Regions from separate parts of the Mus musculus genome. Here region 2 is linked to region 1. The links are chromatin loops, found by intact Hi-C in ENCODE. Cell type or tissue: heart. All regions are shown on one strand. Each heading gives the region's core, and the rest is flanking DNA. Links, peaks and the distances in the headings are about the cores only.

Evidence for each region. Peaks named below come from ENCODE experiments on the same cell type or tissue, not always from the same donor. Only the 100,000 strongest peaks of a DNase experiment are listed, where the experiment ranks them.
Region 2: it touches region 1 in a loop (2.0-fold over the local background); 3 of 42 quality-filtered maps call a loop at or near these places.

The regions. Positions count from the first base shown.
Region 1 is chr6:37,334,116-37,340,071 of GRCm38, reverse strand. Creb3l2 (cAMP responsive element binding protein 3-like 2) reads left to right here. Exons shown (of 12, transcript NM_178661.4): 9 at 3,758-3,857; 10 at 4,118-4,244; 11 at 5,490-5,709. Among named protein-coding and RNA genes, the nearest start is that of Dgki, 37 kb to the right of the region's middle. In heart, for the core only: no CTCF peak of the experiment used is centred there; no DNase peak of the experiment used is centred there; H3K27ac peaks cover 1,286 bases.
Region 2 is chr6:37,249,797-37,255,752 of GRCm38, reverse strand. The region is part of intron 1 of Dgki (diacylglycerol kinase, iota); the gene reads left to right. Among named protein-coding and RNA genes, the nearest start is that of Dgki, 47 kb to the left of the region's middle. In heart, for the core only: no CTCF peak of the experiment used is centred there; no DNase peak of the experiment used is centred there; H3K27ac peaks cover 837 bases.

The DNA.
Region 1 (5,956 bases), core at 567-5,566:
ACACATATATATATACATACACTCATATACACATATGCACATATGTACACTAACACATATACATACCCATATGCAGATACACATACATACATACACACACACACACATATATATATATACACACATGTACACAGGTATACCCAGATACATACATATGCTGATATACACACAGATATATACATATATGCATATGTGCACATATTCACACAGGTACACACATATATACATATACACATAGGTACAAAATGCACATGCATAAATGTGTATATACATATCTACCCATATACATAGGTACACATATGCACACACACACACACACACATACACACACACACACACACACACACACATATATATATATATATACATACATATACACATGTATCTACACAGACACACATGTACATGTACCCATATGTGTGCACATAGGTACATACATGTTCATGTGTATACATGTACAAACAGGTACACATGTACATACAAGTACACATATACACAAATATACATCTGTACCAACATGTATCCACATACATATATGCACACATCATACATGTATATGCATGTACACACAAGTACACATGAGCATACGATCACATTCATGGATACACACATACAAACATGTATCCCTATGCATATATTTGTGTCATTATTATTAGACATTAGTGGCTACAGACCTCACTGCTATTAGACTGGTTGTTACCATGGCCCTTTATTTTCACCTGGGTCCTGGTACAGTTCTCCCTTCTGTGGTTATTTGTAATAGTGACGTTTTGTGTCTAATGACATGTGCACATGTCATTCCATGGGGCTGTTGTCAATATCACATTAATGTGACTGCAGCACATTTCCAGCAGGAAAAGCAGCAGCAATCTGCATGTCACCAAGCTGTTGCCTTCTGCCAGAATTCCAAACTGAAAGCATGCATTGGGAACTACAGTGTTTGCTCATCTTAAAGGGCTGTTTGTAAGTTCTTAGAAATCAGAACCCATTCAATGACCAGTTTCACTTCAGCTGACTCCGTGTATGATCATCTTTGAGTCTGTAAAGAATACACTGATGGATGTCAAATCAGTGAGCTTAGCCTTTCTGGCTTCCTCCAACAATTCCCCCAAACTTAGAGCATCTGGCACTGTAACTGGGAGGGTTGTGGTGGAGGTCTGGCTTGGAACTTGTGCCACTCATCCCACCAAGGCGCTTTTGGGATATCTTCCTTGCTAAAAGTCCCTTTTCAGGGGGGTACCTGGAAGAATATTTGTCTTAGGAAAGTGGATGCTAATCCCAGGAGTCTTACCTAGAAATTGGAAGGGAGGGGTATTTCTGTTGTCCTGGGGAATCTGTTTTCTCAGACCGTGGGTGGGCAGAGAGGAAGTGTAGAATGTTTGATGATAAACAGGCAAAAAAATATATAAATAAATAATATTTATGTTTTTGCTTCCAAGCCACCAGAGGATGTTGGAGCAAAGTAGATGGCATTGGTACAGCTTGGGAAGGGTCCTTCTAGCTGAAGGCTGGGTAGAGAGAAGATGACCATCCCTGTGTAGCTTACAGCTGAGCTTACATCCTGGCACAAGAATGCTCAAGGCAGAGTTGGGGCACCCAGTGACAGCATCAGCCAACGCTGGAAGCAGTGAGGTCCCTGCTGTAGTTCAGCAGGCAGCCCAAGACCTTAGGATCGATGCCTTGGAAGAAGTGTTCCTGCCTGTGGGCTTGCTTGTATATAGGTCCCAGGACTTGAGGGAGAACCTCGAGAGGAACTTGGGGCTGGCATTACAGATGACAGTCACATGCTACACACACACATGCTACGGCTGGCAGGATGGCAAGTCTGTAGAATGAGTTCCACTGAGCCATTGGCCAGGCAAGAGCTCACTCAGTATCTGGTGCTGCTGCGGTGGGGGCTGTGTTGGTGGGTAGTGCAGAGGCTTCTGAGGAAGCTTAGGCAGGACAGAGAGGAAATTCTACGACAGAAGAAAGTTCTGCAGCACAGGGACTCTTGGTTATGAACTTTTAAAGTGGAATTTAAAATAAGTGTGCTATCAGCATTTCTTCACCTTGAGCAACATGCAGTGTGCTTTTAAAGCAAATCCTACTTTGATAAATTAATAAGGGTCATGTCTAACCCCATCTGGTCATGCTTTTATATAGCCAAAATGAAAAGTATGATTGAGTACAATAGCCTTCCATAGGAAATATTATCTTGCTATCCTAAAATTATTCCACATGGCAAAAAACACAGAGTGGGTAGGACCACAGGGAGATTTTTTTGAGTTTAGAAAGCCTTCTACCATGTGTGCTGAGGGCTGTTCAAATTCTTTCACCAAGTCTACCTCCACTGATACTGCAGAAAGGAAAACCATCTCAAAGCCAGCCTACCCTTGCTTAAACTAAGAGAATTCATGTCTTTGATACTGGGCAGGACAGAATTACAAACCTCAGAAAAGCTTGCATGTGTTTTCATCATTGGAAAGACATGCCGCGGGTAGGCTGTGATGGCAAGCAAGATGTGAGGAAATCCCAGAATTCTTCTTGCCTGGCTTTCAAACATTCCATCACGGTTCGCTGTTTTCTGAAAATCTTTGATACTCAGACCGTATGTTCTCACAAACCCTTTCCATTTTGTAGTGGATGCCGGCCTTGAGCAGAGCTGATGAGAATGAGGCAGGGGTCCCAGGCTTTATGCTAGTCCCCCTGAGTCCCGGGAGACACTCTAACCTGGGAGGATGTGCTGCCAGACCCCTGCTATGTCTTGCCATTCTTGGTTTAGGATTTGCAAAGATGCTCCCACACAACATCCTGATATTACAGTGTGTATACTGCTGTCCTCATCTCTGAACATCCACAGTTGTCCTAGCTGGGGAGTACCATCCCCCTTTCCCTCTCTCCTCTTCCCTGCTCCCTCCCTTCCTCTGCAGAGTGCTCTGTGTAAACTTGCCGCTCACTGATGGACTGGCCATTTCCAGTCAAGCCACCACCTCTGGCCCCTCCTGCTATTGTTCTCTGCCGGCCTTTGTTTCTCTCCTTCTCTTGTTTTTGTTTTTATAGATCAGTGTCTCTCATCTCTTGGTGAAACGAGCCTCCTTTGTAATTACCACTGCCCTAGTCAGTTCAGACTGCTGTAACACAATACCATAAAAGGACTGGCTTGGAAACAACAGAAATGCATTTCTTGCTGTACTGGAGGCAGAGGCGGCCAAGATCAAGGTGCTGGCAGATTCGGTGTCTGGTAAAGGCTGCCTTCTGGTGCAAAGAAAAAAACGACAGCTCCTAGCTGTGTTCCCATGTAGTGAAGAACTGTACTTTTAGCCCCTTATGTGGGCACTCGTCCTGTTATTAAAACTCTATTCTCAAGGCTACTCACCCCACACCCCCTGCCTATTATCATTATATTGCAGCTTCAGTCTGAACATAGGAACTTGGAGAGAGGGGAGTCATCCAACCAGAGTGTCCTTTTCTTCCCTCATTGGCTGACAGACAAGTTTCTGCCTGTCAGGGTTGATTTGGGGGCTCCTCTCTTGCCCAGAACAGCTGCAGGCTGCAGAGCTGTTGTCAAGGCTGACTCTGAAGCTCCAGGGGGTTCTGCGGTGGCGCTGCCAGCAGGTGTAGTCCAAAGGACACCCGCCCAGGTGTAGTCCTTTTGCCGTGCTTCCAGACCCTGCTCAGTCACAGGTGTGAAGCCGCTATGACTTCTGCGGGAGAGTCGTTCAGAGCAGCTCGCTCTCACGTGCCCCTTCCTGACTTTCACTTATCACCGTGGCAGGACTCTCCTTCAGCAACTTCAGAAGCTTCAGACTTTGGTGATGGGGAAGGTCTCTCGAACCTGCAAGTTAGCTGGCACACAGACTGGCACCTGCCTCATGGTGAGTTTCCCAAAGGGACTTCCTCCCCTGGCAAGCCCCCCATTTCCAGACTCCCCTACCTTGAAAATGCTAACAATGAATGAAGCCAGAGAGACCATACATCCCGTTCCAAGGCTTCCCCTTGTCTCGTCATTTCAAGGACACAAGTGAGGGTGACCTGACCCCTAACAGACTTGTGCTCTTTCTTGTCCCTTGTTCCCAGAGGTCAGCCACCCACAGTCTGAGCTCTACAGCTCCCCGTGTTCTCTCCTTACCTCTAGGTCGTTGTGCTTTGCTTTGCTGTTGCATTTGGAAGCTTCTTTCAAGGCTATGGGCCTTATCCTTCTGCCACCAAGATGGCTCTGCCCAGCCAGCATCCTCTGTCAGAGCCATACACAGCCTCCGTGGGTAAGTCACCACCTTGTTTTTGTTTGCCTGCAGTTGGCTTTCCGAGCTCTCTGCAAGGGATCCCAACCCATGTGTAAGAGTAGAGCATCTCTGTTTGCAGGTGGGGTGTTCTGGGAGTGGCCACTGGACTCCCTGGGTAGCACCAGGAATTCTCAAGAATTCCACAGAGAGTTAACAGAAGTCCCTAGTGCTCCAGATTCCTTCTCTGATAAGCCCTGACACCCCCTTTGGAGTTCTGACTTGGGGTGGGGTGGGGCGATGTGGATCTTGGAAGACCAGAGAGCGAGGAGGACATTTAGCTTGCTCTGATATCTCAGAGTCTCTGACTCCCTGAGGGGAGTTATATGGTGTTGCAGTGAGAGTTTGCAACAAAAATTAAAGAACTCATCTGTCTTGGGCTCAAGACTTTGGATGCTCAGAGATGTTCACCAGATAGCATATACTGTTCTCACCTTGACCAATGGTAATCTTTTGAGTATTTAGAAAACAGAGGGGAACAAGGAGGGAATATACACCGAGTGGCACAGCTCTATTAGCAACAACACACAGCAAGTTTGGAGGCACTGGATTTGAGAAAGGGATAATTTCACCATTCTCGAAATGTCTGTGGACTGCAGCCGTTAGGCCTATCCAGGCTAGACAGGTGATAAAATGACATTCCTTTCAGATAATTTCAGTCGATTCTTGGGGACCTTCTGCACCTAGGAAGATAGCTTTAAATTTTGTAAGTTAAGGGGAGCACTGTTTCTATATTCAGGAAAAATGGTTGCAGAGTCATCTATGTGACTCTCCCATAATGCAACAGAGGTTGTCGCCCTCTGACTTGTTGGATTGGCTTTGTGCTGTCTCAGCAGATTCTAAGACCTGCTTTCTGGGGATGCCTCCTCTTTCGTCTGGGTTTTAACAGCTCCAAGTATTTGACCCCAGCTTTCCTTGAGTTTTTTCCCCCCAGGGTCAATTATGGGTAGGTGTGAGGGGAGTTTTATTTAAAGACAGTGAGGGTGGAAGTGGGCTCAGTGTTTATTTGCTTTTATGTCCTTCCAGCCTGTAGCATTGGTATAAGTTTTGATCCATAATCTCTGAAACCTGAAGCCATTGCAGAAAGCCAAACCTAGCTGGCACTCCATCCCAGGAGATGAGAGTGTGTTAATTGTCATCTGCTACTGGCCTGGGGCATTTGGAGTAAAGGGCGTATATGGGCCTTGAGGTGTTTTGCTAATATCTGTTGCCCTGTTCTTTCTTCAGTGAGATCCAGGAACCTGCTAATCTATGAGGAACACGCTCCCCTGGAAGAGTCGTCGAGCCCAGCCTCAGCCGGGGAGCTGGGGGGCTGGGACAGAGGCTCCTCTCTGCTCAGGGCATCGTCGGGGCTTGAGGCCCTGCCAGAGGTGGATCTTCCCCATTTCCTTATCTCCAATGAGACGAGCTTGGAGAAGTCAGTACTGTTGGAGCTTCAGCAGCACCTGTGAGTTCTGTAGGTCCAGACCTCGTGCTTGATGATGGAGTGTGGATCAGCCCCGGCAGGAGGGCAGACACCAGAGGCCCTCACAGGGCCCACCTTCAGTAACAGCCCAGGGAAGGATCTGTGGATGGCTGTTAGCAAGGAAAGGGTCTAAGATGAGCTAATCTAGTCTCCATATCATCAGCCCAGGGCTGGCAGTGATGATCCCAAAGACCAGGAGAAGATGTGAGCCGCCTCAGTCAGTATGACC
Region 2 (5,956 bases), core at 594-5,593, 84 kb after region 1:
TTCCTAGGTGAGATGGCAGACAGAGACCCCAGCATCCCTGACACTTATGTGCCAGTTAGCAAGAGAGCATGTCTTAATCAGAGTGGAAGGAAAAGCACTCAGATCTGGCCTCTGACTTGCGCACATGTGCCATGGCCCAGGTAAACACATGCACACATATATAAACACTACAAACAGAAATCACATATACTTACATACATGATTTAAAGCAGAGACTACCCATCCAACCTATAACCTATAAATCAAGGTTGAATTATATAGAAATTTTATACTATGTTTGCATCATTCCCCATTTCATTGTATGGGCAGGCTAAGCTATGGATAGATTTTTTTCCTAGATAAGGTCACCTGTAGCTCAGGCTTGCTTCCAACTTGTGATCCTCCTGCCTCAGTCCCTTGAGTGCTGGGATCACTGGCAAGTGCTACCATGCTTGACCTGAATTGCATTCTTAGCACGGGCTTCATCCCTCTCCTCCTATGCTGTCTACCAAACCTTTGTCAAAAAGATTCCTTTGAGCCCTCTCCTAGCTAGCATATCTTCTAAACAGGAAACAATTGCTCACTGGTTGAAATCTTTTTATTTATCTTTAAAGAGTTCAAAACCACCTTTGTTCTTATAGATCAGTGGCTCTCAACCTTTCTAATGCAGCCACTCATGTAGTGGTGACCCTCAATCATAAAATTATTTTGTTCCTACTTCAGAACTATAGCAAGATATCTGTTATGTGACCCTGTGAGAGAGCCTTCACCCCCCCACCCTCCGCTCCCCAAGGGGTCACGACCCACAGCTTGAGAACCATGGTTACAGATACTCACCAGTGACTTTTGTAGTTTTATCAATGTTAAATGGGTGTACAAGGACCAAAGAAATTTACTAAAAAGATGAGTGTAGCAAATGTCATGAAATGGGGGAATCTGTGCTAGTGGGTGAGGACCTGGGTTCGATTCCCAACACTGAAGAAGCAAATAGAAAAGACAGAAGCAGGAAAGGACTTACCTTGTGGAGGGGAAGCAGAGCAGAGTGATAATTTATTTTTAGCAACCCCAGAAAACCTGCCTAGATCCATATACCCAGAACATCCTGAGTACTTTCCTTGTAGGAACTTTTACAATGACTAGAAAGTGGCTGTTATCTTCATTGTCCCAAAGAGGAAAGGATGGTGTCCAAACCCAGTGTCTCCTTGATTTCTCCTTGATAACATCTAACTCAGGCAGTGGCACCTAGTGTATGCCCGGCTCGTGTTGCTGAGTGCTGGAGATGTGAAGAAAACCATGTGTTTATGGTTGAGCGCCTCCCAGAGCATGCCTGAGTGCTTGCTGGTCTCATTTGCTCCCACAAAGGCACTGGCTCCGTCAAGTGTCAGAGTCCATAACTGAGCAGCGGGACCACATGCGGCAGTTAAAGCTTTAGGTAATGACAAACACATGCTTGGCCCACTGACCTCACAGGGCTGAGATCATCCGGCAAGTGATTTGGACTCACTCCCAAAAGAGTGTCTTTGGCCTGCAGACCCTGGCTTTCTGTCCAACACATATGTAACACAGATCATTATAACTTCTCCTAGATACGTGATACAGAAATAAGACCCTGCATCCACAGAAACACTTCGACTTTAACTGAGGTTCCTCTGGGTTAAATAGCATTCATTTCTAAGGAAATCTGTAGACAAGTGTGTGGGTGAGTGGGTAGGGGGTGTTCATTTTGCTCAGGGGAAACATTCAAGAGACTTTAGATGGATGTTGCATGCTAAATGTATGTCCTGTCCACATGCCTCTCAATAAACAGGGACGGGGGTGTGATTAGCTTAGCTGGGAGACAACAGACGGAAGAACAATGTCAGGAAGAAATAAAATATTGTAGAAATAAACTTCTGATGAGATAAGTGGTAAACACAACTCTTTCAAGAAATTGAAATCGGCGAGCAGGGCTCCTCGGCGGATCTGCTTGTCGCCCTTGCCGATATTAGAATCATAAAGCACCACTCTGGTCTTGTACAGAAACCTTATTTGGCTTTTTGTCCTGGACTCTGTAATTTGTGTAAAGTATTTATCTTGCGGTATAAGGCTCCCTGAAAGCTGCTCACCATCCCTCCTCTGTCTTACCTCTGTGTTTATCTGGACCAGCAATACATCTGTTGTCCTCAGCAGACCCTGTGCCGTCCTGCTTGATGTCACATCTGCTCCCTGTTAGCCCGACCCTCCATCTTTTCTATATATGAATAGAAAATCATCAGGTGCCTACTCGCTTATACAAGATGCCTTCTGATCCATTGTCTTTATTTTTTTTCTTTTCGCATTGTATATTATGATTATGGGTGTTTTGCCTGCCTGTATGTCTATACACCACTTGTGTGTCATGCCCTGGGAGGCTGGAGGACAAGATCCCCTGGAACTGGAGTTACAGATGGTTGTGAGCTGCTGTGAGTGGCTAGCTGTTGCTCTTAAGTCTTCAGCCCCCGACTTACATAACTGACTGGCTCGACTTCCCTTAAGAGCCCTGTATACAGCAGTGGCATTTGCCTGTGTGTTTTTGCTTTGTCTTGTAGCTGTAATCTTTAGTGCTTGAATTACTCTACCTTCTAAGCTATAATTTTCACAATTTTGGTCATCTGATTCTATTCCTTGTAGCATTTGGCAAGGAGCTTCATGAGTTGTACTAATGAATTTTGGTAGACAGTAGTTGAATAAAGGCCAGAGAACAGTGTGCAGTCAGGACAGCCAGGTTTCAGACTTCCTTGGAATTTGGGGTAAACTGCTTTTACCCAAGGGAGAGAGCTGGAGAGAGAGGCAGGCAGCAAAGGACGGCACCTTTGCAATGTGGCACTAATCACAAATCTGCCTTGGAGAATATGCGTGTCTCCGCAAGCCACCTTTGCTCTTCTCTTGAGGGCAACCATCCCCCTTATTAGGCAGAACTGCTACAGGCTAATGGACCAATTTCACACCATCCAGAACCATAATAGTGACATCACATGTGGCTTTTCGCAACAATGAAGGCGTCATCAACATGGGATGCTTATAGTTTCAGTTGTGCAAACAACTGGAACAAAGGCTCATGGTCAGCCATGCATGGGAAATACATTGGGAGTATAAAGTTGAAACAGTGTTTTTTCCAGGAAGGCTTGTTGCATGAAGTTTCTGCAAAGTGACCAGGAACACATTTGGAAGGAAGATCTTGGGCCTGAAGGGTGCTTAGCCTCCATCCTTTTCCCTCCCAGCCGCAGACAGTTGTGGACTTGCCAGCATTGATAATTCCTTTGCCTGGTTCTCACCCCATGGTGCAAACCTGCACCAACAAGCACACTTACTCTTTCCCTATCAGGAGTTGGATACACAAGATAGGAAGAACGTGTCACCCCATCATGCCTGTAGGTTGGATGTGTGGCCCACAGTCAGGCATGCAAGAGGTGACTGGATGACAGTACCAGCCGAAACCTGTGGGAGTGCTGGGCTTCAAAATGCAGCACTTTCTGCTTTTACATACTTTCTAGTTCTACATCTAACAGGCAAATATATTTGTTATTGCTTATTTTCATACTGTGGTAATAAAGATGCTGCTGGTGCAGGTGAGGAAGAGGATGATGATGTGGTGGTGGTGATGATGATGATAGAGTCCGAATTGTTGTTTACTTTTCTAGAGTCTATCCCTTGCCTTGTCTTTTCAAGCTTATGTTTTTAGCAGGTCATGGGATTCAGAATAGCTGTTCCCATTGCCAAATCCAGGAAGTAGGAACATAGGCAAGTCCAAGTGGGTGGGTGGGGCAGGGTGGTTGCCTTCATTATCCTCCATTCAGTCGCTGCCTACATGTTTGTCTTCCCTCCTTTTTTCTTCTCTTCTTTTTTCTCTTCCTTCTATTTTCACCCCCCTCCCCATTTTTCATTTTCAGAACAACACTAAGAATATGCTTGAAGAGTAATAAAATCATAAAAGAGCTCTGAATGAACAAGAGTATCAAGGTATACAAGTCTGTGGAGAAGGAATTTGGATGTGGACTGGGTCGGTAGGGAAACATCCAATCTCCTAGCTCTTTGATCATCTGGTACCTCCTTTCCTTTCCTTGAGCCATGAGTCATGCCTCATTGAACTTTTCCTAATACCCAAAGAGATAATGCGAAGGCAGGAAGGAAAGAGTGGGGGAAGTGGAGGCAAGGGAGGAGGAAGAAGGAGAGGGAGGGAGAGAGGAAGAGAGAGGAATAGAAAAAGACGAGGTCCCTTGGATAGTATGGAATGAAACTCTGTACAGCTGGCCAACGTGAAGGATGCGCACCCTTGATCTTCTGAAAAGGTTTCTGCCAGAATTAGACACGCTGAGCAACTGAACCATGGGAACTTTCGGAAGAATGTTACTTAAGGGAAGAGAGTAATTCTGTGTTTGAAATTCTGCATGGTTCTTGCTTTAGAGTAAGATGGATTGAGTAAATAGCTGACCTTCATCTCTTAGGTGGTAGTCATTGAGGATCAACTAGCAGGTGCTGGATCAGACATTGCAACCATCAGATGGTGGTAAAATAGTAAATGGTATGAATTACATCCAATAGCCTACAACTCAGGAATAAGGCTTAAACATTAATAAGGGCCAACAGAACTGAATACCTCTGCTCTGTCAGCCTTTAACACATTTAGGTCTAGTCTTAAACTTGCTAAAATGATTATCAACCTTTTTCATCCTTTTCCTGAAACCAATGAGAAGTCATTTGGCTATTGAGTCAGTCCAGTTTGCTCTGCGGATTAGTAGGTATTTGTCAATTCTATTGAGCAATTCTATTCCATTTGACCCCTATCCCAACCTGGCCACCTTCTATGGTGGGCAAAGTAGGATTCTCAGATCCCTTAAGCACCAGATATTTATCATCCTTTAAAGATCCCAGAGGGCTGAGGATGTAGTTTATTTGGCAGAGTGCTTGTCTCACATGAAAATAACCCTAGGTGCAATTCCCAGCATTGCATAAATCAGGCACGGGGTTAGGTATACACTTGTAATCTCAGCAGGAAGGCAGCAGTTAGGAGCAGAGGCAGGAGGATCAAAAGTTCAAGGTTCTCCTTAGCTACAATTGAGTTAAAGGCTAGGATGGGATAGATGAGATCCCATCTCAAAGGGAAACACAAACAAACAAACACAAACAAACAAACGGCTCTGGAAGTGTTGACATAAAAAGTACTGAAAAAGTGAAGCAGGTGGTTTTGAAAGCTGTTAAATATGTATAATTAACGTCAAACTAATTTTTATAGAGGGAAATGAACAACTTTCACAACCGCAGTGGATTTGACAGCTGAAGACTGATCCAGCCAGACATCACTGATGGAACAAGATGCCTGAGCTCTGGACATGGTGGAAAGCATCTCTCTGCCTTTCTTTTCTCCAAGGATTTCTTTGACTGATAGTTAGCAAAGGGCATTCACCGTCTCCCTGTTGGAGGTCAAGCGCCTGTGTGCTCTGATGTTAGTTCTTGGGGGTTCGGAAAGGGAGCTTGGTTATTTCTCTTTATTCAATGGCTTTAGGTATCTACCTGACACAAACCTAGAGTGAACATGGGAACAGGGATCTAAACTGAGGCATGGCTTCCATTAGACTGACTTATGGGCATGTCTGTGAGGATGTACTAATTACTAATTGATGTGGGAGGGCTCCGCCTACTCAGGAGGGCCCTTGCTATGTAGGAAAGTCATTGAGAAAGCGAGAGGCAAGTATGCCTGCCAGCAATCTTCCCCTGTGGTCTCTGTTTAGTCCTTATCTCCAGATTTTTGCCTTGAGTTCCTGCCTTGGCTTCCATGGCGATGGACTAACCTATAAGCTAAATAAACCATTTCCTTCCCCAAGTTTCTATTGGCCACGGTGTTTGTCACGGCAACATAAAGCAAACAGATACAGGGAAGTAGATGACTAATTACTCAACTAGCCTAGCCCAAATTAGATGAACAATAATTCCCAAACAATTGCTTTTCAAGGGATGGATT